Regions from separate parts of the Homo sapiens genome. Here regions 1, 2 and 4 are each linked to region 3. The links are chromatin loops, found by intact Hi-C in ENCODE. Cell type or tissue: ascending aorta. All regions are shown on one strand. Each heading gives the region's core, and the rest is flanking DNA. Links, peaks and the distances in the headings are about the cores only. Region 1 has its middle 200 kb from the start of ADAMTS3. Region 2 overlaps LOC105377273 (a long non-coding RNA gene). Region 3 has its middle 170 kb from the start of COX18. Region 4 has its middle 250 kb from the start of ADAMTS3.

Evidence for each region. Hi-C counts contacts between places; a loop is a spot of excess contacts. Peaks named below come from ENCODE experiments on the same cell type or tissue, not always from the same donor. Only the 100,000 strongest peaks of a DNase experiment are listed, where the experiment ranks them.
Region 1: it touches region 3 in a loop (10-fold over the local background); 2 of 110 quality-filtered maps call a loop at or near these places.
Region 2: it touches region 3 in a loop (2.7-fold over the local background); 6 of 110 quality-filtered maps call a loop at or near these places.
Region 4: it touches region 3 in a loop (2.0-fold over the local background); 2 of 110 quality-filtered maps call a loop at or near these places.

Annotation. Positions count from the first base shown.
Region 1 is chr4:72,764,771-72,772,643 of GRCh38, forward strand. No RefSeq gene overlaps it. Among named protein-coding and RNA genes, the nearest start is that of ADAMTS3, 200 kb to the left of the region's middle. In ascending aorta, for the core only: a CTCF peak has its summit at 3,879; no DNase peak of the experiment used is centred there; H3K4me3 peaks cover 531 bases; H3K27ac peaks cover 1,301 bases.
Region 2 is chr4:72,965,372-72,973,244 of GRCh38, forward strand. All of the region lies in intron 1 of LOC105377273 (a long non-coding RNA gene), which reads left to right. Among named protein-coding and RNA genes, the nearest start is that of COX18, 100 kb to the right of the region's middle. In ascending aorta, for the core only: no CTCF peak of the experiment used is centred there; a DNase peak (open chromatin) is centred at 4,840; H3K27ac peaks cover 2,370 bases.
Region 3 is chr4:72,892,673-72,900,545 of GRCh38, forward strand. No RefSeq gene overlaps it. Among named protein-coding and RNA genes, the nearest start is that of COX18, 170 kb to the right of the region's middle. In ascending aorta, for the core only: no CTCF peak of the experiment used is centred there; a DNase peak (open chromatin) is centred at 3,989; H3K27ac peaks cover 2,500 bases.
Region 4 is chr4:72,812,390-72,820,262 of GRCh38, forward strand. No RefSeq gene overlaps it. Among named protein-coding and RNA genes, the nearest start is that of ADAMTS3, 250 kb to the left of the region's middle. In ascending aorta, for the core only: no CTCF peak of the experiment used is centred there; no DNase peak of the experiment used is centred there; H3K27ac peaks cover 1,908 bases.

The DNA of each region.
Region 1 (7,873 bases), core at 2,698-5,197, 130 kb before region 3:
AACAATAATAAATGACAAATGATCTGAAGAGAATATTAAAACATTTTCAATTTGAATCTTCAAAAAAGTAGATGGAAGGTGTTCTCGTTGAATTTGGACCACAGGTGACACACAAAAAAATTCAAAATGTTAAATTATTTTATCTCTTTGTAAGATTATTATAATTTGATAAGCATTCTTATTTAACATTATCAGAAGAACAAAAACATAACAGCAAACAAATATAATTTAATTATTTTGCTCCTGGTGTGTTTTGCCATGTTAAAATGAGCTTTGGGGGTTTTGATTTGAGAACCTGCCTCTATTTATGTTTTCTTTCACTATTCTGTTACTTTATGTTGTTTCATTAACACAATTTATATTCTTGCTTGTTTTCCGTATTTTGTTAATTTTTACGTATATGTAATTATTCATTTTTAGAAACTCTTATTTTGGCAAAGCTAGAAGGTATTCATGCGTTGGAGTACAATGTTAATATATCTCCGATTTGTTACGTAGACTCTTGCTTTTAATTCTTTAACTCTCATCAGTCTCCAAATTATACAAAAAAAACACAGAATCTTGACCTAGAATGGGAAAATACTAGTTTGATTTCTAGCTCTGGTTCTTTCTAGCTGTCTGAGGTTGGCATGATTCCTTATAGTATCAATGAGCTTTAGGGTGGTATTAAGAAGACCCACACCCAAGCCAGACATCCTGAATTTAAGCACTGCCCCAGTATCTTCATTCACAAAATGGGGATGATACCAATGCCCACCACATGGGTTAGTGGCATGAAGTGACTTAATAAATATAAAGCATTTAGAATATTCTCTGGGCATGTAGTAAGCAATGTTGTGAGAATAAAAGGGAATTGAGGGAGCTACTATTTGTAAACTCAATATGTGCTCGACCATCTTTCATTTATAAGAACTCATGTAATCATCACAACAATCTTATGAGGTGATGAGAGGTGAGAGTGTGCTGGCAGTCCTCACAGCCCTCGCTCACTCTTGGCACCTCCTCTGCCTGGGCTCCCACTTTGGCGGCACTTCAGGAACCCTTCAGCCTGCCGCTGCACTGTGGGAGCCCCTTTCTGGGCTGGCCAAGGCTGGAGCCGGCTCCCTCAGCTTGCCAGGAAATGTGGAGGGAGAGGCGCGGGCGGGAACCGGGGCTGCCCCCGGTGCTTGCAGGCCAGCAGGAGTTCCGTGTGGGCGTGGGCTCGGCTGACCCTGCACTGGGAGCAGCGGGTGGGCCCCACCCGCCCCTGGCAGTGAGGGGCTTAGCACCTGGGCCAGCAGCTGCTGTGCTCAATTTCTCCCCGGTCCTTAGCTGCCTTCCTGCAGGGCAGGGCTCAGGACCTGCAGCCCGCCATGCCTGAGCCTCCCCCCACTCAGTGGGCTCCTGTGCCGCCCGGAGCCTCCCCAATGAACGCGGCTTCCTGCTCCAGGGCGCCCAGTCCCATCGACCACCCAAGGGCTGAGGAGTGCGATGGAAGGGTGTGGGACTGGCAGGCACCTCCACCTGCAGACCCCCTGCGGGATCCACTGGGTGAAGCCAGCTGGGCTCCTGAGTCTGGTGGGGACGTAGAGAACCTTTATGTCTAGCTCAGGGATTGTAAATACACCAATTGGCACTCCATATCTAGCTCAAGGTTTGTAAACATACCAATCAGCATCCTGTGTCTAGCTCAGGGTTTGTGAATGCACCAATCAACACTCTGTATCTAGCTACTCTGGTGGGGCCTTGGAGAACATTTATGTCTAGCTCAGGGATTGTAAACACACCAATCAGCGCCCTGTCAAAACAGACCACTTGGCTCTACCAATCAGCAGGATGTGGGTGGGGCCGGATAAGAGAATAAAAGCAGGCTGCCCAAGCTAGCAGTGGCAACCTGCTGGGGTCCGCTTCCACACCGTGAAAGCTTTGTTCTTTCTTTCTTTGCAATAAATCTTGCTGCTGCTCACTCTTTGGGTCCACTCTGCCTTTATGAGCTGTAACACTCACCAGGAAGGTCTGCAGCTTCACTCCTGAAGCCAGCGAGACCACGAACCCACCAGAAGAAACGAACAACTCCAGACGCGCCACCTTAAGAGCTGTAACACTCACCGCCAAGGTCTGCAGCTTCATTCCTCAGCCAGCCAGACCACGAACCCACCAGAAGGAAGAATCTCCAAACACATCCGAATATCAGAAGGAAGAAACTCTGGACACGCCGCCTTTAAGAACTGTAACACTCACCGCGAGGGTCCGCGGCTTTCTCGAAGTTAGTGAGACCAAGAACCCACCAATTCTGGACACAGTGAGGTAGGTTCCTATTTTACAAGTGAGAAAAATGAAGTTCAGAGAACTGAAGTAACTTGAATAAAGTCACAGAGCTAATACGTTGTTGAGCCTATTTTCAAAACCATGAGACATAATGAAGATGGACCTAGTACATGAGGTCTTCATAAGTGTTTTATACCTTACCTTATTAAGCTCCAACAGCTATAGGAAAAATATAGTATGTTGCAGTCGTGCTTAAGATTGTCTTGCCAAGTTCTATGCTGGGGCATTTTTTTCTATGTCTCAGTAGGTCCTTAGAAATGTATCAGTGGCTCAATAATCACCTTCAAATGTTGGTCTATATGACTAATGGATTTAAGGGTAAGGTTAATTTTTTGCCTTCTTCTTTGCACCTAAATCATGAGTGAAATACAGATAGCATAATATTAATTAACAGCTTTAGCAGTGTCTGGCTTTGAACCTGGTTCTGCCACTTTCCATCTGTGTGACCTTAGGCAAGTTGCTTCAATAACTTTCTCATCCTCAATTTCTTCATTTGGAAAATGGAGATGTTAATGGTGTTGCCCTCATAAACTTGTTATAAGCATTAACTGATTATAATGCATTCAAATCCCTTAGCATAGTCATGCAGATTATCATGAAATAAATATGAAAAGGGAAAAAGGGTCGTTTATTTCTATGATAGTTTTCTAATTCATTTTCCCATAGGAACAGTCACAGTTCTAAAACCACTGGACTAATTAATTTCCCAGCAGTTGAATCATCATTCTACTATGGGTCTGGAAGTAAATATGCATTAACACTGACTGTCTGGTGAACTAACCTCTGAATTTAAACATCATATATTAGCTTTCTATATTTTATAGGGAGCTCCATGGTTCATATATCTATCATTCACCATTCTCCATAGGATCCATTTTCTTCCTCAGTGGTTTTTCTTAAGCAAGCATGGATTTACTTCATCCATGCCTTTCTCACCCCTGTCATGCTTAAGAGTTACATTCTAACATCTCCTACATCATTCTCCTCATTTAAATACAAAGGCATCTGACCTAATACTCCCGAACCATCTCAAGAGTATGACTCATACAGAGAAATTCCTACTATTTCAGCATCTCACCCCTGTTGGATGACCGAACTAACCTTATGGCAAATTCAGCTTTAGTGAATGATATTTCTTAGGGTTGTTTTGTCCACAAAGACTCCTACTGCCAGAAATACGAAAATGGAAAATATGAGCTTTGCCTAGTAGTCCATCACCATCAGTTTCACAACAGTGACAAAACATTCTTTTCTCAAAAAGCATCAGCCACTTCCTCAGAGGATTACCTGGTGGAATCTCCCCCCATGCCCACCCAACCTTCACTAACTGACTCCATGGCACAAAGGGTAGGCTGGTATGAATCCACCCACCCTCTTCCATGCTCACCGACAGCTGAACAAGCCCCACACTTCTCCCTCCAAATAACTGGCAATGCCAGCAGAGACTTGGAACAGCAGGCAGACAAAGAAAAACAATTTAATTTCTCTCTGACTGGCTGCGGCTTTCCAAATGTGACAGCTTTTCTAACCAAATGGCTTGTATTCTAGTCAGTTAGACTGAGGAAGAAACAGGGTGAACAGTGACACCAAATGGTTAGATATACTAAGAAAGAGTGTTTATATCCTGTGCCACATCAGAAATGACTGAGGTGGCTTACATAGATAAGTAATAGTCAATAAAATAACAAATTAAAAGTAGGTAGTAAATTAGGAAACAAAATACTTTGAGACCTAAAAATGTCTACAGAATAGTAGATTTAAAAAAAAAAAAAGCTAATTTGAGCCACTAATTCACTTTCTAGCAGTGCAGAGGAAAAAAAGGAAATCTGTTCAGTTTCAAAGGAGAAGTACAATTCTTCCTCAAGCTACAATGACAGAAATTTCTAATAACAGGCTTTTAAGTATCTATTAAAAACTAGAGACCTTGGAAATGTACTTCATCCTTGCTTTTTTTCTTTGTGTGTATTTTCATTTATGTTATCTTTTCCAAATCTAATTTTCTAAACTTTTAGTTTAGATTTTTATTTGATACCACTGGATCATACTTAATTACAATCTTTATTCAGTCTCTGCTCAATTAAAAGCAGCCAAGTAGAACAGCTGTTTCTAAGAATATGTATTTTTTAAGTTATCAGTGGAAAGTCCAGTGAGCAAGAAGAAAGACAATGCAGAAATTTCCGTTTGATAGGATTAGTTGTTCATGATGATGTTCAGAACATCTCTAGTCCAACCAATTTATCAAACTATTAAGTTGCACTTAAAGCTTATAGTACTTTGGGAGGCTGAGGTGGGCAGATCACCTGAGGTCAGGAGTTCGAGACCAGCCTGGCCAACATGGTGAAACCTTGTCTCTATTAAAAATACAAAAATTAGCTGGTGTAGTGGTGGGCACCTGTAGTCCCAGCTACTCGGGAGGCTGAGGCAGGAGAATCGCTTGAACCCAGGAGGCGGAGGTTGCAGTGAGCTGAGACTGTGCCATTGTACTCCAGCCTGGGCAACAAGAGCAAAACTCTGTCTCAAAGAGCAAAAAAAAGCTTATATAACTTGTTCGATAATGTTTAATATGGATTTACTGAGAAAATGGTAGGCTGTAGAGCATGTTACAGAGAACAGAATTAAGTGATATGAACAGTGAACAAGCTACAAAAATAAAGAAAAATGGTATCTAAGGAATATATAGAAGCTCAAATTGAAGAATAAGAAATGAGAATGATAAGCATGCATGGGGGAAAAGAAGAAATTATCTAAATCATAAGAAGCAAAATGTATGGCAAAAACAGATTATTGATGACTTTAAATGAAGGGAATGGAGAACAAGATGAAAGAGACAGATAGGAGATGTGAAGAAAATAAAACATTGAGTCAGAAAGAGAGGAAATCTAAGAATGATTTTAAAATAACAGCTGGCAATTTTAGCTTACTCAAAGGTTAAAGTGCCAGAAAGTAAAGAAATGTGGAAAGAAACACGTAGTTGGCTCGTAATGGGCTCTTAAAAAACACGTTAGATTTTGGTTGCTGCTGAGACAGAAAGAGATAGGGGAATGAAAATAAGAAGAGAATTTGTAGATGAAAGAGAATGGATCAATGAATTTCTTTTCTATTTCATATTCTTCCCATCACAAGATATAAAGGGATAGTCAGAGAATTACCGGGATGATTGACATGTCAGAAAATAAGAACTCTGAGAAAAGATTAAATAAAAGCCAGTCTTTCCCCCACAAAATAATAGGTGAATGGTAATAATGTTTTCCACAAGTTGAGCTGCTAGCCATTCCTGCTGCATCCAATTGAGCTCATTGTTAAACTCTCTATACACCTTTTGATCATAAGGAAAAACTGAGAATCCTGAAAGCTCCTTCTTCCTCCCCTTTGTTCACATCTCTATCATATTGGATATTAATTTGTACTGACTTCTTTGACATGTGTATTTCCCCTACTAGACTACGAACTCTCCAGGACCAGGGACCAGAGTCATTCTGTATATTCATGCCTAATATCCAAGATCTCTCTCTGTATATTTATAGTCTACCATTTTTCCAGGAAGGGTTTAATGTGTCACCTGATTTTTGTTGAGAGAATCTGCTCTGCCAGTCTTCACTCTTTCCATTTCTCATAGTCATTTATTCAATTTCAATTTCTTGATCCAAAAATGTAGTCATTATTCTTGATTCTTCTCCTTCTCTACTTTTCCCTAATTCAGTCCATCACCAAATCCCATCAGTCTTCTTTTCAGTATGAATCTTGCATCATCACCTCTCATCACTTCACCATCACTTCCCATCCTGGGCTATGGAAACAGCTTTCCAAGTAGTCTCCCTGCATTCCCTTTTGCCCTTCTGTGTTTATTCTTTGCAGATCAGCCAAAGAAATCTTTCAAAGTCTAATTCCAATCATATCATTTGCCTAATTAAAAACTGATGTCTTCCCATTGCTCTCAGAACATTCCCCACAACCTGGCTTCCTTTCTTGCCATCCTCTCATCTCTCCCTTGCTCAATGGACTCAGTCTGCAGTGGCCTTCTTGTTGTGCCTTGAAAAAGTCAAATTTATCCCTGTCACTTACCCTTGCTCTACTGCCTGGAATGCTCTTCACCCATATCCTTGAATAACTAACACTGTCTAATCATTCATTCTCTTCTCAAATGTTACTTTCCTAAGATGCATTTCCAGACCATCTTTTCTAAATGAGCATACATAGATTACCTCACTCTGTTTTATTTTCTTCACAACACTTGTTACTCTCTGAAATTTTATGCTTATGTATTTTCTATTTCCTATGCAGAAATATAAACTCTCATAAATGCAAATATTTTGTCTATTCACCACTGTAGCTCTACATCTCCAGGATCCTAAACACATAGAAGATGCTTAATAAATAAATGCCAAATGGGCAAATAGATATGTTTGCACAATCAGGTCTTAGGTTCAGGGATAAACACTTTCCATTCATTATCTGACACTGATGTTAGTTGTATGTCTTGGTTTCTTATTAAATAAAATTATTATAATTTTTATAAAAATGATATTAAAATAAATTTAGGCCAGGCATGGTGGCCCACGCTTATAATCCCAGCACTTTGGGAGGCCGAGGTGGGCGGATCACCTGAAGTCAGGAGTTCGAGACCAGCCTGGCCAACATGGTGAAACTCCGTCTCTACTAAAAATACAAAATTAGCCGGGCATGGTGGCACATGCCTGTAATCCCAGCTGCTTGGGAGGCTGAGGCAAGAGAATTGCTTGAACTTGGGAGATGGAGGTTGCAGTGAGCTGAGATCATGCCATTGCACTCCAGCCTGGGTGACAAGAGCAAAACGCCATCTCAAAAAATAAATAAATAAAATAAAATAAAATAAATTTTAAAATGTTAAGGACTGTTACTTTTCAGGAAATGGTTCTATGCTAATGAAATGAATCAAAAGTGTTTGGAGATGAAAAGAATTCTAATATGCCATCCAGTCAAATCTCACGCCTATTTCTCAGTTTCCTCTATGCTCAGACCCTGTTTAACACTTTAGAACAAGGGTACCCACTGCCTCACAAGGCACCATATCTTGCTGTTAGAAAGCTAGCGTTATCACACTGAACTGAAATATGCTAAGATGCCTGCAGAAACCAGGTGAATAACAGTTCCATGAAGTCTGCCAGGAGCAGTGAGGATTGTGGCAAATGAACAAGCTCTTGCCTGGACTAAAAGAATACCTGCTGTTCCACAACTGATCGTTGTCATTTCACATCAGGAAGCAGGCCCCATGTTGCCCAAGTGTTCTCAGTTTTTGAAAGAAGATTGAAAAATGGATTTTTATGTGAAATGTCTCCATGTTTAAAACCCTATCTGGCTACCTTAAAACCTGACGACTGTTGGTTGATAAATTTCTAGTCTAAAGCAATACAGAAGAAAACTTCTCCATCTTCTACAAGAAAGTCCAGGATTTAAAAATATTTAGGATATTGCCCTAATTCTTTATTCTTAATCTAAATGTCCTTGGCTATTTTCAACATTATTTTTATCATGCCATGATTATGTTATAAAATCAAATAAGCAGTTGACTTTAAAGTATCTACTGGAT
Region 2 (7,873 bases), core at 3,433-5,932, 73 kb after region 3:
AATAAAAGTCAGAAAAAAGAAAAGGGAAAACTTATACACTCTTGGTGACAATGTAAATTAGTTCAACCTCTATGGAAAACAGTATGGAGATTTATTAAAGAACTAAAAATAGAACTAACATTTGATCCAGCAATCCCACTACTGAGCATCTACCCAAAGGAAAAAAAAATCGTTACGTAAAAAAGACACCTGTATTTGTATGTTCATCACGGCACTATTCACAATAGCAAAGTCATGGAACTAACCTAAGTGTACATCAACAGTTGACTGGATAAAGAAAATGTGGTACATATACACCATGTAATACCAGACATACAAAGAAGAGCTGGTACTAGTCTCACTGAAACTATTCCAAAAAGTCTAGCAGGAACAATTTTTTTCTAAGTCATTCTATAAAACTAGTACCATCCAGCCATAAAAAAGAATGAACTCATGTCATTGGCAGCAACATAGATGGGGGTGGAGGCCATTATCCTAAGTGAACTAACTTAGAACCAGAAAATAAAACACCACATGTTCTCACTTATAAGTGGAAGCTAAGCAGTGGGTACACATGGACATAAAGATGGAAATAATAAACACTGGGGATTCCAAAAGGGGTGGGGGCGGTGAGAGAAAGGGCAAGGGCTGAAAAATTACCTATTGGGTACAATGTTTCACGATTTGGATAATAGGTACACTCGAAGCCCAATCCCCATGATTATGCAATATACCTATGCAATAAACATGCACATGTGCGTCCTGAATCTAATATAAAATAATTTATTTTTGAAAAAGGAAGTATTTGTCTATGGACTATATTTATTAAGTAATTTTCCATTAAAAAAATTAGTCAAAGATCATCAAGAGATTAATGGATTTTTTAAATGTGATATATGCATACAATGGAATATTATCCGTAAAAAGAAATGACATACTGATACATGCTATAATGTGGATGAGCCCTGAAAATATTATTCCATGTGAAAAAAAAGCCAGACATAAAAGGTCACATATTGCATGAGTCTATCTTCATGAAATATCCATAATAGGTAAATTCATAAAGACAGAAAGCAGAATGGTATTTGCCAGAGGCTAATGGGAGCAGGAAATTGAGAGTGACTGCTAAATGGGAATGGGGTTTCATTTCAGGTGATGAAAAGGTTTTGTAACTAGATACGGAAAGTGATTGTACAACGTTGTGAATGCACTGTCAATGAATTGAATGCTATAAAATGATTAATTTTATTTTATGTGAATTTCACCTCAATAGAAAGAATTAAAGATAAATATACTGGCCAATCAGCATTCTATCACCAAAGATAATCAGAGGTTACTATATTAAGATGAGTTTATTCTAGCTAAAAGCAAAATTTTAAAAGATGCTTGTCTGTAAACCAATCTTTTGTCCTCATTAACCAGACAGCTTTCTTTGTTGTTGTTGTTTCATTTTGGTTTGCTTTTGGTTTTGGTTTTCTTTTTGAGACAGAGTCCTGCTCTGTCACCTAGGCTGGAGCACAGTGGCACAAACATGACTCACTGCAGCTTCGACCTCATGGGCTCAAGCAGTCCTCCTGCCTCAGCCTCCTGAGTAGCTGGGACCATGGACATGAGCCACCACACCTGACTGATTTCTTTTTTTGTAATTTTTGTGGAGATGGGGTCTTGCCATGTTTCCCAGGCTGGTCTTGAACTCCTGGACTCAAGCAATTCTCCCATCAAGGCCCCCCAAAGTGCTGGGATTATATGAGCCACTGTCTCTATCCCAGACAGCTTTCTAATTACTGGTTCTATATCCAAATTATGTTTAAACTAAGAAATGAAGTAGCCTTGAGAAGTTACACAAGCATTCCACGCATTATACCATGTTCAATTATAAATTTATATATTAACTTTTGGGTTTATATAATAAAAATACTAATGATAAGAAGAAGAACCACAAAAGTAACATTAGCATAAACAATAACTGTAACATCTAATGTTTACTGAGCTGTTAGTATTGCCAGGAATTGGGCTAAGTGCTTGAAAAGCATCATTTCATTTAAGCTTCACAGTTCCCTATGAGGTACTATTACTATCCTAATTTTTCAGATAATGACACTGAGACTCACAGAGTTCAGATAACTTGACCAAGGTCAAGATCTAGTAAAATGGAAAACCAGAACTTCACCAGACTGTCTCCAGCCACGTGTGTGGTTAATTTCTCTGCTAAATTGCTACACATAAAGCTTTTATTGGTCTGCCACGCTTTGTTTAGTCTTCCTGATGCTGGACAAATTCAAGCACTAACAAAACTAAGTTTCTAGGCCAAAAAGTGAGGGCCAGACCATTTTCTGTGACAGCCCAGGGTCTTAAATAAGCCCTGACTTGGTATGTTGACAAGCTGATATACCCAGACAGTGTTTCTATCTAGTTGTTCTTTAATGTTAAATTTATGAATCTTTAAAATATTAGGAATAACATGCCCAAACTAGGAAATCTATTAAAAAAATGACCTCTTAATAAATATTCTTTCATTCAATAACTTATTTAATGAATCACTAAAATATCTGAGTATATCTGTAAATAGGTTTTTCCATTTTAGACACATAAAAGTATGTTTATAAAGACATATTCAATGTTGGCAATAAAGGCAACAGCAATTTGGGACCTGTAGATTTGTATCACCCCAGACAATTCTTCTGATCCACTTTGCCCTACAAGTAGCATGCTGGTGACAATAACAAGGTTGTATTATACTCACAGCATTGGTTCTACATGTATCTTATTTTTAAAAGTAGTTGTAAAATAAAGCTTCCATTTATTTGATCCTTCTGAGAAATAGGTCAGTATTTTTGTCAAATATTAGTCCATTGAAACTTCTATATTACAGTACAAATGACTCTTCATCTGAAATTCACAAAGGAAAATATTGATTACCCAAATTGCTTATGGGAGTAGGAATCCTGATTAAGTATTCTGGATTATAAGAAAACCTTTTACATTTATTTAATGATTTAGTCACTCCTTAAGAAGTATTTGTGTTGACTTTAATGAATTAGTAAATATAGCAAAGAAAAATGATGATCTCTGAGACCTGAGAATTTTGTCAATTCCTAAAATGCATTCTTAATATTCTCACCGTAATTAACACAAAGTAGACACTCAAAAAATGAATTGTGGCTGGGCGCAGTGGCTCACCCCTGTAATCCCAGCACTTTGGGAGGCCAAGGCAGGCGGATCACAAGGTCAAGAGATCGATACCATCCTGGCCAACATGGTGAAACCCCATCTCTACTAAAAAATACAAAACTTAGCTGGGCATTGTGGCACCCACCTGTAATCCCAGCTACTCGGGAGGCTGAGGCAGGAGAATCACTTGAACCCAGGAGGCGGAGGTTGCAGTGAGCCGAGATTGGGCCACTGCACTCCAGCCTGACGACAGAGCAAGACTCATCTTTAAAAAAAAAATGAATTATTTTTTCTCCAGAAATATCAATTTCAGTCTTGGAAATTTGGAAGCCCAAAGTGACTAGATAGTTGAAGGTTTTGTGGTCCATTGCATCCTTGCATTAAAGTCCCATTACTAAAAAAATCACAAGATACTAACAAAAGAGTAGTACTAAATAATATATACAAGTTTCTTCTGATCAACCAATGTTTAATGATTATTTAATTTGAACACAATCAACCCATATTTTATTGTATAGACAAAATGGGGCATTAGAAATAGCATGGCCTTTGGAATCCAAATCATGTTTAAATCAGGATTCATTGATGTTAAAATTACCATTTAATAGGATATCAGGGAATACTAGACAATTTATGAAGATCTTCACTGAGCCCAAGTCTTCCATATTGAAAATGGGTGTAATAATTCCTTTTTGACAGGTTCTTACAAGGAAAGGATCTAGTACATGACCTGTCACACAGCTGGATCTCAAGAATGTTTGTTCCAATCCTGAAACAGGCAAAAATGTTGAGAGTCAAGAAAGAGAGAAAGGAAAGAGGTCTTAAAATGGTAACAGCTATTATTACTTGAGTACTAATATTGATCTTTCTGTTCATTTTATAAGTGACACTTCAAATCAGGTCATACTTTCCAAGTCTAGCAAATAGAATTCAGAAAGGGAATATCGTCTCTGTTATTCTGTCTATTGCCATAAGAATCCAGGAAAATCAGAGAGAAATCAAAACATGACTAAGAAATGTGACATCTTATAAACTTTTTTGACCTACTTTGTCAGAATTTTCATAGGTTTACCTTTGGTTTCAGCTAAAACATCCTTATTTTGTCTAAGTAGGCCATCCCAATTCTTCCTAACTGTAAATTCAGCTCATGCTCTCAGAATAGGATCCTTTCCCCCTAAGGCCTTTGCTTTCCATTTAATACCCTCTGATACTTTTCTCCAAAATCCCTATAACAAATATTAACTTACATGCAAGGAAAGCAAGCAGAGTTTCAAAATAGGCCAGGGGTGGCATTCTTAAAAATAACTCTGAGGAACAACATTTGTATCCAATAAAAACATGAGCAGAATTGAAAATACTTATGGTGTGGGACTTGTACATTTATCTGCTCTTTGAAAAGGTAAAATAAACTGAAAAATTCCATAAAAATCCAAACCAAAAGTCACCTGCCATCACCACCACTCTGCCCTTTCCAATAAACACTTATTGGCAGAAGCAGGAGGGAAGTCTATGTTTCTTGCCTCTTGAAGTGACAAGCACATTCTTTCCTCATTCACCAAGCTGCTTTTCTCCCTCCAAAGCTCCAGCTGTTCTCAAAACCCAGACATTGTTCCCTTCACTGGCTGGCCTCTAGCTCTAACTCTCAGCCAAGACTGCTTCTCCCTGAAACCTCTCAGGGACACTAACAGCCAGGACTTGGAAGGCTGTGCCTACTTAAAGAAAGTTGAGTTTTTGGCAGGGAGAGAAAGAGGGAGAGAAAGGGGGAGAGAGATGAATGGGAAACACTTTGTGTCAGCACAAAAACTCAAACAATCGTGTTTGGACAATGCCTGGTGCTCTGAGGCTGCCAAGTGATGGTTGATGAATCTCATAGTGGTTTTCAGATTTTGAGGCTGTGGGATCTTTTCTCATTGTTGTACACAGTCTGGGACCCCCAAGTTCTACTGTGGAAAATATGAAATACTTACAAGATAAATATGCCAATTATGACTACAATTTCTTTCTGTTATCATATGAATATGAACACCCATAGGACCATGAGATATTTGGAGAGGCGGGGGCGTGGATTTTTAAACCCTTTCATGTATATAAATAAGCTCCCCAAAGGACAATGTGAATTAATTCTTCCTCAAAGATTATAAGAAGTGGCTTATTTATGTTTCTCCAAATTAATATTCTTCCTTCATTGGTCGTAAGTGTGATGGTGATGGGAGAAAAGGAATAAAAGGCACATTTGTTCACTTCCAAGTCCAATGAAATCAACACTCAGAAGAAAAGGCAAATACCTGCAACTTTTTAGAAATTCTGGTTTTTAGAAAATGTTAAAGCTGTCCTATACTCAAACTATCCTGACCTGGCTAGTAACCAAGAATCATTTTTTTAACTTTACACAAAGCTGTTAATCACTGTCTACAGCACTTCTTGAAATTACAACACATTGACTTGTCATGACATTCAGAAGAGATGTTAGCCAAAGACTCACCAGTTGAACTAGTTAGAATATAGATTTGTTAATGTGTGAAAAGGACCTAAAAACAGAGGAAAGACTAGTTTCTTTCTCACTCTCATAACGGTATGACTGCGCACCATGCAGAGCCAAGAATTCTGGCTGTTTCTATCTGTTTCACCATCCCAAGGACATCTCTGTCATCTGCATGGTCTAAGATGATCTTCATTTCAGCCAAGAGAAGTAGAAAAAAGGAAAAAAAAAAGGGAGAGTTCACCACTTCCTTGTAAGAAAATTTGCACGTATCATTCCCACCTACATTCCACCAACCATAACAAGGTCATGTGGCCATAGTCTGAAAAAATATTCTTTATTTTGGGCATCCATGTGCCAGCTAAATATCAAGAAATCTATTGATTTAGCATAAGAATTGGCAAGCTATATCCATGAGCCAAATCTGGTTTTAAGTGAGCTGCAAGCTAAGAATAGTTTTTACATTTTTAAGTGGTTAAAAGAAAATCAAAAGAATAATAATATTTTGTGATGTGAAAATTATGTGAAACTCAAATTTCAGTGTCCATAAATACAGTAGTACCCACTCATCCACAGTTTCTGCTTCCATGGTTTCAGTTACCCTACGTTCAACCGTGCTGGGAAAATATTAAATAAAAAATTCCAGAAGTAAGCAATTTGTGAGTTTTATATTGTGTGCTGTACTGAGTAGTAGGATGAAATCTTGTGCTGCCCTGCTTCATCCTGCCCAGGATGTGAATCATCCCTTTGTCCAGTGTATCTGCACTGTAGATGCTACATTACTCATTAGTCACTTAGTAGCCATCTCAGTTATCAGATCAACTGGCCATTTTGTGGTATCCCAGTGCTTTTGTTCAAGTAATCCTTATTTTACTTAGTAATGGCCCCAAAGCACAAGAGTAGTGATACCGGCAATTCAGATGTGCCAAAGATCAGCTGTAAAGTGCTTCCTTTACATGAAAAGGTAAAAGCTCTGGACTCAGGAAAGAAAACAAATTGTATGCTGACGGTGCTAAGATCTACAGTAAGAATGGGCCTTCTATTGATGAAATTGTGAAGAGTATATTGTTATAATTATTCTATTTTTAGTTATTGTTCATCTTTTACTGTGTCTAATTTATAAATTAAATCTTATCATAGGTATGTATAGGATAAAAATATAGTGTTTATAGGGTTAATACTATCTATGGTTTCAGACACGCTTGGGGCTCTTGGAATGTCTCCCCTTCAGATCAGAGGGACTACCGTAAATTTTTATTAGAAGGGAGCCATGGTCCATTTACATGTTGTCTATGGCTGCTTTTGTGCTACAATGGCAGAGTTGAATAGTTGTGACAGACATCATATGGCCCACAAAGCCTAAAATGTTTATTATTTGGCCCTTTATTTAAAACATTTTTCCGACTTCACTTTGGAGGAAAGAATAAATCAGGTATTGCTGGACAACTAGCTAACTCAGCCATACCAAAGTGGTAAAATTGATTGGAAAAGGGGGTGGGCTTTGAAAGGGGTTGCAAATGAGCTGTATTTGTTTAAAAGCCTTTAATATAGTAGCATTGTTTATCCATTTATGCATTGAAAATTACCCCAAAACTTAGTGGTTTAAAACAATAAAAGTGTATTATTCAGTTTCTGTGAGTCAAGAATTCAAGAGTGGCTTATTTGGGTGGCCCTGGCTCAGATTCTCTCATAAAGTTGCAGTTAGGATGTTGGCATGGGATAAAGTCTCATGTGAAGGGTTGACTGGGGCTGGAGAAGCAACTTCCAGATTGATCATTCACGTGGAAGCTAGCAGGAGGCATCAGGTGCTTGCCACATGGGCTTGTCCTGCATGGCTGCTAGCTTCTTCCACAGTGAATTACGAGACAGAGAGACAGAGTAAGCAGTAAGCCACAGTGCCTTTTATATCATCTTCAAAGTCTCATGTTGTCACTTTCATTATATTATTTTCATTAGAAGAAATTCATTAAGCCTACTCCAGCCCACACTCAAGGTAAGGAGAATTATCTTCCACCTACTGAAGGGAAGAATGTCAAATAATTTGGGGGCATTTAAAAATCATCACAACAGTATTTGAGATTGTTTTAAAAAGCAGATAATTTGTCTTCAGATAATGCTACAGACATGAGGCTAGTGATTATGAAATAAGCCTAAGTTATTTGACCAGGAGAAAAGGATAGAGGCTTATGTTAGAGATGGCAATCAGGTTTTAGCTCTCTCACCTACCACAATTAATTGGTAGTA
Region 3 (7,873 bases), core at 2,639-5,138:
GTCCCCTCTTTAGACCTGTTGAATCAGAAACTCTGGGAGTGGGGCCCAGCAATCCATGGTGTAACAAGTTCTCCAGGTGATTCTGATAAAAGCTAAAATTAGAAAACCCACTCTCCTGGGAACTTCCCTTACTCATCTTAAATATCCTAAATCACTGGCACAAAGTAGATAATAAACAAATGTTTACTGAGCTGAACTTTAGCCTCTAAGCCTTTAATTCAATAAAACCACCACTGGTCTTCTGGAAGACTTCCCCAGATAAGATTCTAAGGAAATGTTTAAAACAACACCAAAAAAGACTGAGACTGAAAGACATCTGTTGACCCTGGGCTAGTTTATTTTGGCAATGAAAATGGTAAAAATACATATATACATGTAGAGCTGTGAAGAATTTTCTAAATAATCTTTATAACAATGTTTACAGAATATGTCCAAAAAACCATAAGACCTATGCCAAAATTTAGTAGCAATTTATTTTTCCCTTCAAAAAATTATCTCAAACCATAAATTTAAGTTATGTGAAAGTTATGAAGTTACTGGCAGGAAATATCATCTCATTGAAAATTGGGAGAATTTTGTTGTTGTTGTTATTGAGTTTCCCTTTACTGCAAGAATTTATTTGGCTATAAATCTAGAGCATCTTGGGAATTAATAGGTGTGGTCCCTTGGCCCTTTATCTCCAAAAAGCATCCTATTCTATCAAGAATTATACTATTAAATGGAAGGCATTAGTCCTCCTCTGGCTGAAATCACCATTGCCCGTTTATCTGACTTTGTGTTCTTTCAAAAGAGCCTACAGGAATTAGAGGCAATCAAAAATATATCCTGGAGGCAGCAAATGCACTCAATCCAGCCCCTGGGAGTACATCAATCAGATAACAGTAAACAAGAACCTGGTGTTCTTGGCCACTACTTCTGGCACTTTCTTTGCTTAAGATTAGTAGTACATATATCCAGAACACTCTGAGCAGCTCACTATTGATAACATTCTCATTGTATAAATCAATACTTTTAATATACTTCCCTATGAAAGAAAAGATCAGTTCAGGAGAAGAAAGATCTTTCACAGCTATGATGGGTCCCCTCCTCTGTTTGTAACAAATGCTCTCTTACCAGTTCACCAAAACTCCCACCCCTTTTTGAGAAAAGCTACTCCTTATTCCAGGAAAGTTAAAAATCAACTCAGAAGTACCTGAGGTTGAAGTAGAGTCTCTGAGCTGACAAGCGGGATGTTCAGAGGCTCTACATTCTCTCTCCTCTGCCCTTTTACCCATCAACTATAAAAGTGTGGTTATGCAAATTTTCAGCTACAGAGAAGGGGCAAGGGAATTTTGATAAGAGAAAAGTTAGAGCAACATAAATCCTTGTCTAAAGCACCTAAATCCTTAGAAGTGATCTAAGAAATAAAGCATTACTCCCCGTACTCAAAGGAAAAAAATTTCAGAAACTTCTGTATTATCTGCTATGTACCTTCTACACAGAAATAAAAACACAAAGGTTTCTGCTTATCTATTTAAATTGCTAAAATTCCTGAATACCCTATTGTGAACATCAGAGTTCATGCCAGTTAAGCCAACAGAAAGACTTGCATACTGGATAGCTGTTTGGAAGAGCTGAAAAACCCAGAAATTAGCAACAGAAGAAGGCTGTAACCACCTCTAGGCCCAAAGAGACCAAAAAAAAAAAAAAAAAAAAAAGAGGGTGCTGAGGGAGGGCTGGAACAGTGATAGATGGCCAGTCCTGCAAAAGCTATCACTATGACTAGACATACTCACTGCGAGAAGGGGCTCTCCCCAATCCAGAGAAAAAGAGAGGGGTAGCTATATCCAGGCTTCTTGTCCTCCAATTTCCAATCTTCCATGTCTAAACCCAGAAAGCTTTTTCAAGACATCTCAAAAAATGAAATGGGCAAAGGATAGTCAGAAACTGAGAGCAAATAGGCAAATGACCAGCTCACCCACCATCCTAGTTGTTGTTTTTAATGTTCTTTGAGACATTAAAATGCTATATGATACATACAGCTGTAATTGTTTAACTTTTAAAGATTAATGAATGAATAGTAGAAGTTCCTATAAACTATTCCTATATTAAAAACAAAAGCTGTTTTAAAATTACTCCCAGAGTATAGCCATGAGAAAATATAACTAGCATTAAAAAAAATTATATAACATTATAAATGCATCTCACATATTATAGCAATTATGCTTCTCTGAAAGGAAATCGTCAAATTCTATGATAGCCTGTGAGAATAGGCTTCTTATGAAAGCATGAGCAGAAAATTTACATGGAAAACTATGGTTATAAGGTTATAATGGTTACATTCTAGAACGTAGAGAGGACTGACAAGGATTTCAGCAAAATCACCTTATTTTTAAAATACTAATAATTATGATGATAAAAGTAATTAAAATATGTTGAATTAAAACATGTTAAATACTAAGTCAAATGCTAACTTACTAGGTATCATCTAGTACAAACCTCCATCCACTGCAGTTATTGCCTATTTCTCCCTCAAATACTAAATTATTTTAATTCAACCGATATTGCATGCTTCACACCCACAAAGAGTATGTATTAGGAGTTACTGAAGCTAAAAGAGTACATTAAGAATTGGTATCATTTGTTGAACACTTACCATGTGCAAGGTACTGTGTTAAACTCATCAGATGTCTGTCTTAGTCCATCTGTTTTGTGCTGCTATAACAAATACTGGAGACTAATTTATAAATAACAGAAATTAATTTTCTCACAGCTCTGGAGACTGGGAAATCTAAGATAACGGTGCCAACAGATTTGGTTATCTGGTTAGGGCTGCTCTCTGCTTCCAAGATGGTGTCATGTTGCTGATTCGTGCAGAGGAGAGGAGCACTGTCTTCACATGACAGAATGTAGAAAGGCAAGAAAGCCAAACACTGCATGAAGCCTCTTTCGTAAAGGCCTTAATCCCTTTTAGGAGGGAGGAGCCCTCACGGCTTAATCATCTCTTAAAGGGCTTACCTCTTAATGCTATCACATTGGCCATTAAGTTTCAACACCTGAATTTTAGACGGGACACATTAAAACCATAACATTACTTAGCTACAATTTTTCCTCCACAAACCCCCATGAGGTGAGTACTGTCAATATCTCCATTTTACAGATAAAGACATTGAGACATGGGGACATTAAATAACTTGCACAAAGTCACACATCTAATAATACAAAGGCAGATTTTTAGTCTAGCAGACTCTGTGCCTTGCCATGAAAATACACTGTTTCTCTTAGTGATAAGATCAAAACCTAATACTGAAGAGGAAGTAAGTAGCAATGACAATGACCAAAAATTGATTAAAATTAATTCTACCAGAAAAGGTACAGAGTGTTGTAGAAACAGGTTCATGATAGGTCTGTCCAGGTCAGGTTGATCCATCAAAATTCATTCAGCCCCTACTATGTCCCAGGGCTGTGCTAGGCTCTAGGGATATAGAGGAGACATGGTACCTGCTAAGAAGGAGCACAAGGCTAGTAGAGAAGAGATCCGTGTATACAATAATTACAATAAGATGCACTATGTAAGTCATATACAAATACAAAAGCATTTGTATTTGTGCCAGGCATAAAAGTCCAGATGCTTGTCCACTTATGATGGGATTATGTCCTGAAAGTCAAAAAATCATAAGTCAAACTGTTGTTAAGTCAGCAACCATCTGTAGACATCATTTTAAAATAAGCATTATGAATAAGGGTAATAATACATTATAGATATTTTACTGATAACTTCCTGGGAAATTTTCTAAGAATTACAAATTCTAATTTTTAAAATGCCTTCTTGATAGATGTTTTTATTTCTGTATTACCCAACACTGCATTCCATTGCAAACTTAGAGAGTTTTAGAATCAAATGGAGGTCGAGATGTCATCTCCATTTTCCTGCACTCCTATCCCAACTCTGTCCTAACATACCAGACAGATGAGAAAATCCTCTACTTTTGTAGGCAGCCAGAGAAGGGATTGCACAACCTCACTTAGTAGCCCATTCCAAAGTTTAACAGCCTATTGGTTCAGCCAGCTCTCTTTTCCATGTTATCTTAAGGGCCAGTATTTTGTTCTTTCTAGAGAAATAAAGTCTAGGCTCTTGGACATCATGTAATTTTTGTTTGTTTGTTTTGATCTAAGGAGGCTGAAATATCCTTAGCAACTGTTAAGCTTTGCTCAGATCCTTTGATCACGAGACATCCTAACCCCTTGCTGCAATCGCTTTCACATGCACAATATGGCCTAATAGCCTTAAATCAACGCATTAAAAAAAATATATAGTACCGACAAAGTTTCAGGACTTACACAAGGAATTTTCTCATAGAGCATTCCACTTAATTCCTACAATCCAATGAGTAAAAATTATAATATATTTTAACTGGAGGAGGTCCTTCTATTCTATGCATATTATCTTTCTCCATAGAATAGCAATAATTTCTCTTTATGAAAAGGATTAATGCATTATTTTTAGACTACTCTATTTCCCCCAAAGATAGAAATGCCAAAAAGATTTGTGCTTCACTCTGAAAAATCATACGTTGTGACCCTGGTGATAAGGAAAATAACTTAACATTATCTATTACCAAATTTAGAAATTCTTCCTGGAGCTCATTTTCCCATGTGAGCACCTGGCAAGCACACTTTATTCTCCCTCCTCCATCAGAATAGCCAATCTGTCTTTTTGCTGTTGGAGGCAAAAATGAACTCCACATTTTCTAGTTGGTTCTTGAATAGGATCTTACAAAGTATTGATATGGTTTTGATAACTGGAGGAACACCAGGGTTTTTGGTTTTGCACTGATTTAGATAAAACAACACGGACACATGTGGAGTGGTTTTAAGGAGCGGAGAGTTTAATAGGCAAGACAGAAGAAAGAGGCTTTGCCCTACAGAAAGAGAGGGAGGGGGCTTTTTGTTTGTTTTCTGAGACCGAGTCTCGCTCTGTCGCACAGGCTGGAGTGCAGTAGTGTGATCCCGGGTCACTGCAACCTCCGCCTCCCAGGTTGAAGCGATTCTCCAGCCTCAGCCTCCCGAGTAGCTGGGACTACAGGCATGCACCACCACACCCAGCTAATTGTTTTGTATTTTTAGTAGAGACGGGGTTTCACCTTGTTAGCCAGGCTGGTGTGGAACTCCTGACCTCAGGCAATCCACCAGTGTCTGCCTCCCAAGGTGCTGGAATTTCAGGCGTGAGCCACCGCACCTGGCCAGGAAGGGGGCTTTAAGCCCAGAGAGGATACCCTGAGTATGGTGGAAAACAGCCGGTTATATGAGGAGGCTGGAGGAGGTGGTGTTTGATTTGCATAGGGCCTAGGGGATTGGTTTGACCAGGTGTATTATTTATGTAGCCCATGAAAATACTGGCCCTTTTACCCTAGCTTTCAATATGCAAATGAAGGGCGCCATGATGTTTTACACACGTGGGGATATGTGGGGGCAGCCATGTTGCCAGGCACATGTTGAGGCAAGGAGAGGGCAGGAATTGCTATGTTTGGGTGGGTCCTTTTTTTTTTTTTTTTGAGAGGGAGTCTCCCTCTGTTGCCCAGGCTGGAGTGCAGTGGCGCATCTCGGCTCACTGCAAGCTCCGCCTCCCAGGTTCACGCTATTCTCCTGCCTCAGTCTCCCCAGTAGCTGGGACTACAGGCGCCGGCCATCACGCCTGGCTAATTTTTTGTATTTTTTTTTCTTTTTAAGTAGAGACGGGATTTCACCGTGTTAGCCAGGATGGTCTCGATCTTCTGACCCTGTGATCCGCCCGCCTCGGCCTCCCAAAGTGCTGGGATTACAGGTGTGAGCCACCGTGCTCCGCCGGGTGGATCCTATTTTTAATGGCCTGTATTTGCATATTAAAGCTTGCCTGCCTTTCTGTAAGAGCCAGGGCTTTCCTGCTAGACAAGAAACGTTTCTGGAGCTGCTTTAAAAGAAACAAAAACTGGCCAGGCGCGGTGGCTCACGCCTGTAATCCCAGCACTTTGGGAGGCCGAGGCGGGTGGATCACCAGGTCAGGAGATCGAGACCATCCTGGCTAACACGGTGAAACCCCATCTCTACTAAAAACATAAAAAAATTAGCCGGGCGTGGTGGCGGGCTCCTGTAGTCCCAGCTACTCTGGAGGCTGAGGCGGGAGAATGGCATCAACCCAGGAGGCGGAGCTTGCAGTGAGCCGAGATCACGCCATTGCACTCCAGCCTGGGCGACAGAGCCAGACTCCGTCTCAAAAAAAAAAAAAAAGAAAAGAAAGACTTCCCAAGGGTACTTTTTCCTCTTTATTTGCCTGAAATAATTTTTTAATAACTCATATAACAGTATGCACCATAATTTATTTCTCAATGGTTTATATAATATTCTGTAAATATATTTTAACATCTTTGAATTTTTTAAATAAAGTCAGGCTTTTCTGACACTGTCACTTCAACTTGCCTAATTTAAACATGAATATGACTTTACAAATTAGGCTTTGGCAAATATATTCTATAAATTGGGCTAAATCTGCAAACATCAAAGTTTCTGAGAAAAGTATATTTAAAGCAATGTGAAAAGATAAAAGGAAAAATATCGAAAAAATGTTATACTGTAGGCCCCCCTTATCCAGTTTCACTTTCTGCAGTGGGTTATCTTTGGTCAACAATGGTCCAAAGAATTAAATGGAAAATTCCAGGAATATCGTAAGTTTTGCACTGCATGCCATTCTGAGCAGTGTGATGAAATCCCGCATTGTCTCATTCCATCCTGCCTGGGATGCGAATTCTTTCTCTGTCTAGGGTAACCATGCTGGCTTCTCTACCTGTTAGTTAGTCACAGTAGCTGTTACAAACCAAAAAGTATCTGAGACATCTGAGACAGGTCTCAAGCAATTTCGAAAGTTTATTTTGCCAAGGTTAAGGACACCCACCTCAGAGGCAGGTCTGTGCCTTTGTCGGAAGATGATTTTGAGGGCTTCAATATTTAAAGGGGAAAGGGCAGATACTGGGGAAAGAGAAAGAAATTTTCAAAAGGTGTGGGTAGATAAGAGACAAACGGTTGCAATTTTTTTTGTCTTTGGCCTTTCACCAAGTACACAATTTACATGTGAGGAGGGTAGAGGAACTCTATCTCGGTGAATCTGCATTTTTACATCAGAGGATATGCAATCAGATATGCATTTGTCTCAGGTGAGCAGAAGGATGACTTAGAGTTCTGCCCTTCTGATCTGTGAAGATAAACTATTAATTTACATTGTCAAGGTAAGATTCAACCGAATGGTTTTAAGGTAAATACCTTGGGGCCCAAAACAAATTTCCTAGTGGGCAAATTGTGAAGGGAGTATGCAGCTTTTTAAAAATCTTTGCAACTATCTTATTCAGGAATAAAATGGGAGGCACGTGTGCCTGATGCAGTTCTCAGCTTGACTTTTCCCTTTGGCTTAGTGATTTTGGGGTCCCGAGACTTATTTTCCTTCCACACCATATTGGTTATTAGATCAGCTTTCAAGATACTGCAGTGCTTACGTTCAAGTAACCTTTATTTTACTTAATAATGGCCCCAGAGCACAAGACTAGTTAGTAATGCTGGCAATTGAATATGCCAAGAGAAGCCATTAAGTGCTTCCTTTCCTTCAAGTAAAAAGGTGAAAGTTCTTGACTTAAGGAAAGAAAATAAATTGTATGGTAAGGTTGCTAAGATCTACTGTGAAAACACATCTATCTATGAAACTGTGAAGAAGGAAAAAGATATCTGTGTTAGTTTTGCTGTCATACCTCAGACTGCGAAAGTTTTGGCCACAGTGCAGGATGAGTACTTAGCTAAGATTGAAAAGACACGAACATAAATGTGTTCCAATTGATGGCAATCATCTTCCATACTATCTGAGGTTTCAGGC
Region 4 (7,873 bases), core at 3,587-6,086, 79 kb before region 3:
AGGCTGATTGTTTGTCTTTTAGGAATGCAATATCCATTCAAATCTGAGAATATCAGTTATCCCTATTATAAATTTTTTTTCCATTATCTTCACTTCCTGAACATTAGCCCTTCTGTTTTTGAGTTTGGCAGCTCTTTCCTTAAACACATGGTGATTCTTGACTGCTTGCTTAGTTGTATTTGAGAATCTTATTCATTTGAATGATAGCCCTGGTAACTCTAGCCTGTTTCTGGTGATTGTAGGAGAAAAGCAATAAAAACAAAATTTGCAGAATGGCTACAGCTTACCATTCAAGTCTAGAAAATCCTTTCTATAGATCATCAAATGCTAACAAAAAAGACCAGTGCAGCATGAGTACTGACAATCAAAACAGATGCTAGCCAATATGCCATTGTTGCTGAGAAATCATGAGTTGCCTGACTCCTTCCTCTTTGGGAAGTTATACTTACACATATAACTTTGGGCAAATGCTAGAATGAATGTTTGTTTCCCTTTTTATTAGTTTTTTAGTGGTGTGTGTGGTGTGTGTGTGTGTGTATGTGTGTGTGTGTCTGCTTGTGCCTTTGGGTCTTCCTCTCCTGTTCTTATAGGCATCTGGAGGTATTTTAGCATTTGCTTCTGTTGGGTGTCCTATTCTAAACCTATAGGTGTGAGTAAAGATATCTAAATTCAAGCTCTTAGCTTATGAAATTTTATTTGCTGCATCCTGCCCAAAATAGTATATGTAAGTATTTCATTGCATTAAAAAACATTTATATAACCCAGAAGCTTACGTTTTCATTAAAAAACAGGCACATATACATCATGGAATACTATGCAGCCATAAAAAATGATGAGTTTATGTCCTTTGTAGGGACATGGATGAAGCTGGAAACCATCATTCTCAGCAAACTATCGCAAGGACAAAAAACCAAACACTGCATGTTCTCACTCATAGGTGGGAATTGAACAATGAGAACACATGGACACGGGAAGGGGAACATCACACTTCAGGGCCTGTTGTGGGGTGGGGGGAGGGGGGAGGGATAGCATTAGGAGTTATACCTAATGTTAAATGGCGAGTTAATGGGTGCAGCATATAATAAAAAAAGAAAAGAAAATTAAATTGAACCAGACTTTGATAAAAACAAAAACAAACAAACAAAAATTTATATAACACAGAAGTTTGTCCTGAAGATTTACCATTGTTCCCAATTTCAAAAGAAAATCCCTAGCAGCTCAAGAAGTACTTCTCTGGCCCAACAGATTCAAGGAGAAACAGAAGAGTGAAAGAGGCCCTTGACAAAACATATGTGAGAGAAATATATTCAGACGTATTCCACAGAGTCACTTTTAAAAACAGTCTGATGTCAACTTTAAATGTAAAGACGTCACTAATAAGTTCTAAAATAAAAAAAAATCTTTTGTTCTACAATAATACAGAAGGAATGTATCACTAATACGTATCATTAAATCACAGTATCTGATTTGAGGCAAGTCCCAAAAGTCCAGAATCACAGAACTGGAGGGAACATTAAAGTCAACCAATTTGAGACTATCCTTTTACAAATGAAGAAACTAAATCCATTAGAGTTTAAATGATTTTCCAAAGTTGCAAAGTCTTTGTCTACAGAACCAGAATGGATACTCCTAAACCACTGTGCTTCTCTATGATAAACTGTTTAGTTATCTTTAGTCTTGCATCACTTAGATATTTGGGGACACCACCAAAGCAATTTTTTTACTTATAGTGAATTATCTAATTAGCTACTGTATTCTAAAGACACACAGAAGTCACTGGTTTGTTACACATTCTATCTTCCAAAATTAATGACCAGACTTTCTAACCTATTTTAGTAAGTTATAAAAATAAAGCATTATTTTATAGTAAATACAGTATAATTACAACTTCTTTCAAAACTGGTTCTCTTCAAAATAAAATCTTAAAGCAATAAGAAGAAAATGAACTTTCCAATGTGGGCTGCAGTATTTTACAGCTAGAAAAAACTTCAGTCTTCATGCAGCAGAGAAGAAAAATGAGGACTGCAGAGGCTGCAGTCCAATCCTTTTGTGCTAATGAGCTGGGTGACCTTGACGGAGCCATGGAGCTGCACTAGGTTTGCCTTCTCTGAAATTTGTTGTCAGATTTCATTTGTATTATTACCTAATTTCCTCCATGATTAAGAACATTTCTTTTAGATTACAGATGTGATATTTTTGGCTCAACTAGATACACTTATAAAATTAGAAGGATATTATTATCTTTTTAAGCAAAAAAACAAACAAAAGATTGTATGATGAGATGTATAAAATTGGTTTACAAATTCATGCTACCATCATTCTCAATCCCAGAGCCCAGTGGAATGTCCTCAAATAATCACCTCACATCAGTGTGGGCTTAGATGGCTTCAGAATCTTAAGATCCACAGCCAATATATGTTGAAGAGACACATCTTTACAACTGGTATTTTTCCAAACGGGGATTAAAATTTTCACTGAGAATTGCTGCACACACCACCCAGGGTGTTACCAGATTTTCCTGAATTGCCAAATGGAAATGGTCCCAATTTAGTACTTAAGTATCATTTCAACTTTACACCAAATACTTTAAAATTTTTATTTCACATTGCTTGCTAGCTATATTTTCATAGACTATTAGAAATAATTTATTCTACATAATGTGTCCTTTTTCCATTTGGCAAACATTTCTCTCCTTTCTTTTATTTTCAATTGATGTGACTGATTTTTATTTTCAATTTGCATGACTTGTGTTGCTTTCAACTTAAACAGCTCATATATAACCATTGCTATTACCTGGGGTACAATTACAAGTGTCAAAGCTGCAGCTGGCTTCCTCCTCTTCCTTTCATTTTGGGAAAAAAAATCACTGAGTAATCCAGTGGCTTCTGCCAAGACCTATGGAACAAGAATTATGTGTTACATGCAAATTCAAGCATGCCTTACAATTTTGTAAAATGAAAACTTAGAATACTACTAGTTAGTAAGTTTATTCCACTATCTATATATGTAATGATGCTTTGATTAGAATATATAATGATTTAATCAGTAATCATGCATACCTACTGGTGCAAGACTTCAAAAGGAAGCCTTTTCAGTAAGCCCATGTGGAAACTTAAGGATGTGATGTCAATTATTTTAAAACACTATGTAGTGGCAAGTTTCTATTATTAGGCATTTTAAAATATTCAACTTTTAATAAGTCATACATGCTAGTGCTAATCTTTATAATATCTTATATATTTAGAAACTTTAAGATTTAAAAAGTTCCAAGTTATTTACATGTGTTATATTGCTTGAGCCACAAAACAACCCAAGTGAGGTACGTAGTGGTGATGTCTACACAGATGTTATATATGAGGTAATATATGACCACTGTCTAGAACACAGCATTTTCAATAAATGCTGGCCCAGAATGGGGGTTCAATAAACACTGTCTCCTGTCGTCTAAAATGCTGGCAAGTGACAGAATTGGGCCTGGAAATCAAATCTTCTGGTTCCCAATCTAATATTTTCCATGCTGCATGACACTAACTCTACAGGTAAAAGTTCAACTGAGATAATGAAGCATCAACTAGCCATAGTCTCCTACCTGCAAGGGCAAGAGAAGGTTGCAATTAGCTCTCAGAAGGACAACTCTGTCATGTCCTAGAGCTTTACATGGAAAAGGAAGAAAATTCTATTATCTTCCTTGAATTAGTTGCACAGGCAGCTTCCAGCCTGGTATAGTAGTTAATAGCACAAAATGAACTCCCTCATAACAAACACCCAGGTAACTTGTGGCTCCTTTTTTTCCATTATGGAAATTTTCAAATATCAAAAAAAGCAGAGATGTATAATATAAAGAGCCTTCGTGAACCATCACCCAGCTTCAACAATTGCCAACATTTTACCTATCCATTTTTTTTCAGACATGCAGCTTTATGATGTCTCAAGACTGTTGGCTGCATAGTTTCCATGAGGTCAAAAACAGTGCTGCCCTGGGAAGGCTGGAGAGGGAGAAATTGCAGCTCTCACACCTCTTATTTCCTTCCCCACCTCCAAATCAGAGGATAAATTTACCACCGGTCCCAAGAAGCCAAGAACTAAAGAACACATAGAATTTGAAAGGTGACCTAATATCTCTACTAATTATGGTTTGGGTTATTGATTTGCTGATCCCAAATATGATATAACTTGAAAGTGTCTTCCTCTTAAATATGAATAATTGGCTTGTGAATTCTGCCATTTCTGAATTCCCATACCAGTCTCCTTATACACGGTTCATGTTACTTCTAGTATTCTGCCTTAAATTACATTGATTTCTGAATGTGTCCTTACCTTCCCGTAGCTTAATGGAAATTTTATATTCCTTTTCACAACTGGAAAGTAAACTTTTACTAAATAAGTGCTTATGGAATAGTTATTGAATTTATTATAATTGAATTCCAAAGCTTAATCTATATATTCTGAAAGTTTTAAATATTTTTCCTGAATTGAGGCAAAATATAATTGGATACAACAGAGAAAAAAGTAACTTGAGTAATCAAACAACTAAAAAACTGTAATTCCACAATTATTGACTCAGGCAAAATCAAATGTCTGCCTCAAATTCCTAATATATGAATAAACTCAGCACTGAAAATACATGTGTTTTCTTAACCTTGCTAAACTTTATATTCTTATCATAAAATGATGCTGCATAAATGACAAATACTGAAATATAAAGTGAAAGTGGCTTTTGGCACACAATCCATGGTCATCTTATTATGGCCATGCCCAGTGCTTGGGGGATGCTTCCATCCAGCATGTGGAGTCCCTTTCAACAACACTTTCACTGGTTCTTAAAATACTTCTGGGAAAGGAAAGGCACACTGCCTCTGGTTTTAGAAACCAGAAAAGTGAGTCATTGAGACAAAGTTCCTGCCTGGTTTATAGAGGAAATCAGTGGACACTTGAGGGTCTGAACTGTCAACTTCTGGATCATTCGTACAGTAAGTTAACAAATTTTATTAAATACACACTATGTTCTAGACCCAGCCCTAGGCCTTAGGAATATAAAGATGAATAACCCATAAGGAACTTGCAATGTAGTGAAAGGAAACAAACTTGTAGAGTAAGTGCAAAGAAGTGTTAGTATAAAGGTATAAAGGTTTCTAGAAGCCATTAATGCAAAAATTGCAATTACTTTTCCGCCAACCTAATATTGTAGACATTATAATAAAAATATGTACTGATTTTACAGGGAACCCAAAAGTAAGATTAAGCTGTTCTCCTGAGGTACAGCAGAGAAAGTGCCTCATCAATCGACTCTTGGAAAATGACTGGAATATTGGCCACAGAATCAAGGACAAGTAATCTCAACCCCAGTAGTTGTCAATGTCCCCCTTTCAGCCCTATTAGCACTGGGAAGTCAGTCCTCCCACTTCTGCTGCTGCTTTCTATCTCCTCCATCTGCTTTCAGAATTGGAAGCTGTGGCTTGGATAAGGAGCACAATTGCAGACTGCCATCAAGGCAGTCAGCACACATCAGCCCAGTTTCTAAATGTCTATCTCTTTCTTGTTTCTCTGGGCCCTTCAGCTCAGAAAGGAACATCAGCCAACTTTTAAGTTCTCATTCAAAGGCAAGACTGTCGCTGACACCGCTATAGACAGAAGTCCTTGGAAGTAGATCCTGCTGCTGTCAGAGAGAGAAGTGGAGACCTTGGGGGTGATAGATCACACAGATTGCTTGAAACCAACCATCTTACTAATATCACAAGGAGCTGAGGTTTGCCTCTCAAAGGACAGAGATCATTGAGATAGTTACCAAAATAATTACAAAAAATAATAGCTACTCATTTGTTGTCCCTGCTATGTGCTAGTTGCTTTATACATGTTGTCTCTAAGCCTCACAACAGCCCTGTAAGGTATTTGATATTTCTTGAATTTTATAACTGATGTTCAGGAAAGTAAAGTCACTCACAGATCCAATCAGTGGAAGAATGAGAACTGCGTTCATCTCTTTCTGACTCTAAAACTCAATCTCTTTCCATGACACCGTTCCAGTAAAACAAACAAAGTATAATATAATGATACAGAATTTCACATAGCACACAGAAATTCATCTCATTAAATATGATATGTTTTACATGTACTTTGAACTTTTTAACTCCATTCAACAATTTTAAGCAGCTACTGTGAGGGAATTTTAAGTGTTTAGGGAAACAAAACTGAATAAAACAATTTCCACTCTCAGGAAACTAGATTAAAATCCAGTGGAAGGGAAAAGGCAAGGATACAAACAACTCAAAAATAAATCAAAATACTACTTTGATACGAAAATAAATACTACTAGAAAGGTATAAAGGTTTCTAGATGTTCAAATGCAGAAATTTCACAGATCAGAGTATGATAATAATGTGTATCAAGTACTTACTATATTCCAGCTGCTGATTTAAGTACATTGTATTTTGTAGCTCATTTAATTCTACCTGGTCTGAATTACTATTCTCATAATCTTCATTTCAAAGATGAGGAAAATAAGGCCTGGAGAACTAAAATATCTGCTCCAAGGATACTCATCAGCTAAGAAGCTAAGTTGGAATATGAATCTATGGTAGTATGCTCTCAAAGCCTATGTGCTTACCTGCCCTGCCATGCTGCCCTGATTGGAAGAACCTCCCAGAGTTGGGATGTCTATTCAAAACCTGTGTCAAAGAAGGGATGAATTTCTGCCTTTCTGAGAGGTGGCAAAGACAGGAATTCTTTGCTATGGTTTCATTTCTTTATCACAATAACACTATATCAAAATTGGAATGTAGGTCTATTTTCTTGCTTTGCAGAGAAAAAAACTCTGGCACTGGAAGATTGAGTGGCTCACTAAAGATCATTCAGTTAGTTAATGTCACACAAAGAAATCAGTCTAAGCCTCCCAATTTCATCCTAACTATCCTTTGTATCTGATAGCTCCCTATGTCTCCAGCAGTCCCTGCCCAGTCAACAACTCATTAAACACCACTTGCCCTGAAATGATTAAGGATTTTCTATTTCAAAATACACTTAATTATAAACTAGAAATTTTCCTCTTAACCAATCCATAATGTAAGTGAGAGAAAAACCAGTGCTTTGCATCCTTAAAACATAATTCTTTCACTAGCATCAAGACTGTTATCCTGTCCCTTTTCAGTCTTTTCTTCACCAGATTAAATGATTGCAATTATTTTATGCTTTTCTCCCCAACTCTAGTTCTGGAGAGCTTAATTCTTTTGACTGCTTTCTTCTGAAGTCTTCCCAAGGCCCCCATATCGGACTAAAATTATAGGCCCCTAAAGAAAATTATAATAAAGGTCTGACTAATGTTGATTCTAGGATTAACAAGCTTTTTTTCAAACTATTTTCTTGTTGAAAAAATTTGGTAACTTGCCTTAATATAAATATATATATATATAAATGTATATATTGTTGATTCATGTTTAGTATCTCATCAGTTACAAGCCTTTTTCTTCCATTTTTAAGCCCAGCCTATGTTTGCTAATCGGCTAATTATATGTAATTTTTATTTTTATTTTTGTCATCCAGATTATAGTGCAGTTTCTCATTCATAGCTCACTTCAGCCTCAAACTCCTGTGTTCAGGTAATCCTCCTACCTCCGCCTGTCTAGTAGCCAGGACTACAACTGTGCACCAAAACACCTGGCTAATTTTTCTAATGTTTTATAGAGACGGGGTCTCACCATTTTGCTCAGGCTGGTCTTGAACTCTTGGGCTCAAACAATCCTCCCATCTTTGCCTCCCAAAATGCTGGGATTACAGGCATGAGCCACTGCTTCCAGCCTGTTTCTTGTTTTTAACAAAAATTGTCCAGGGACCCAGTGGCCCATGCTGTCAGTGAATTTAGCACATGGGCATAGCATAT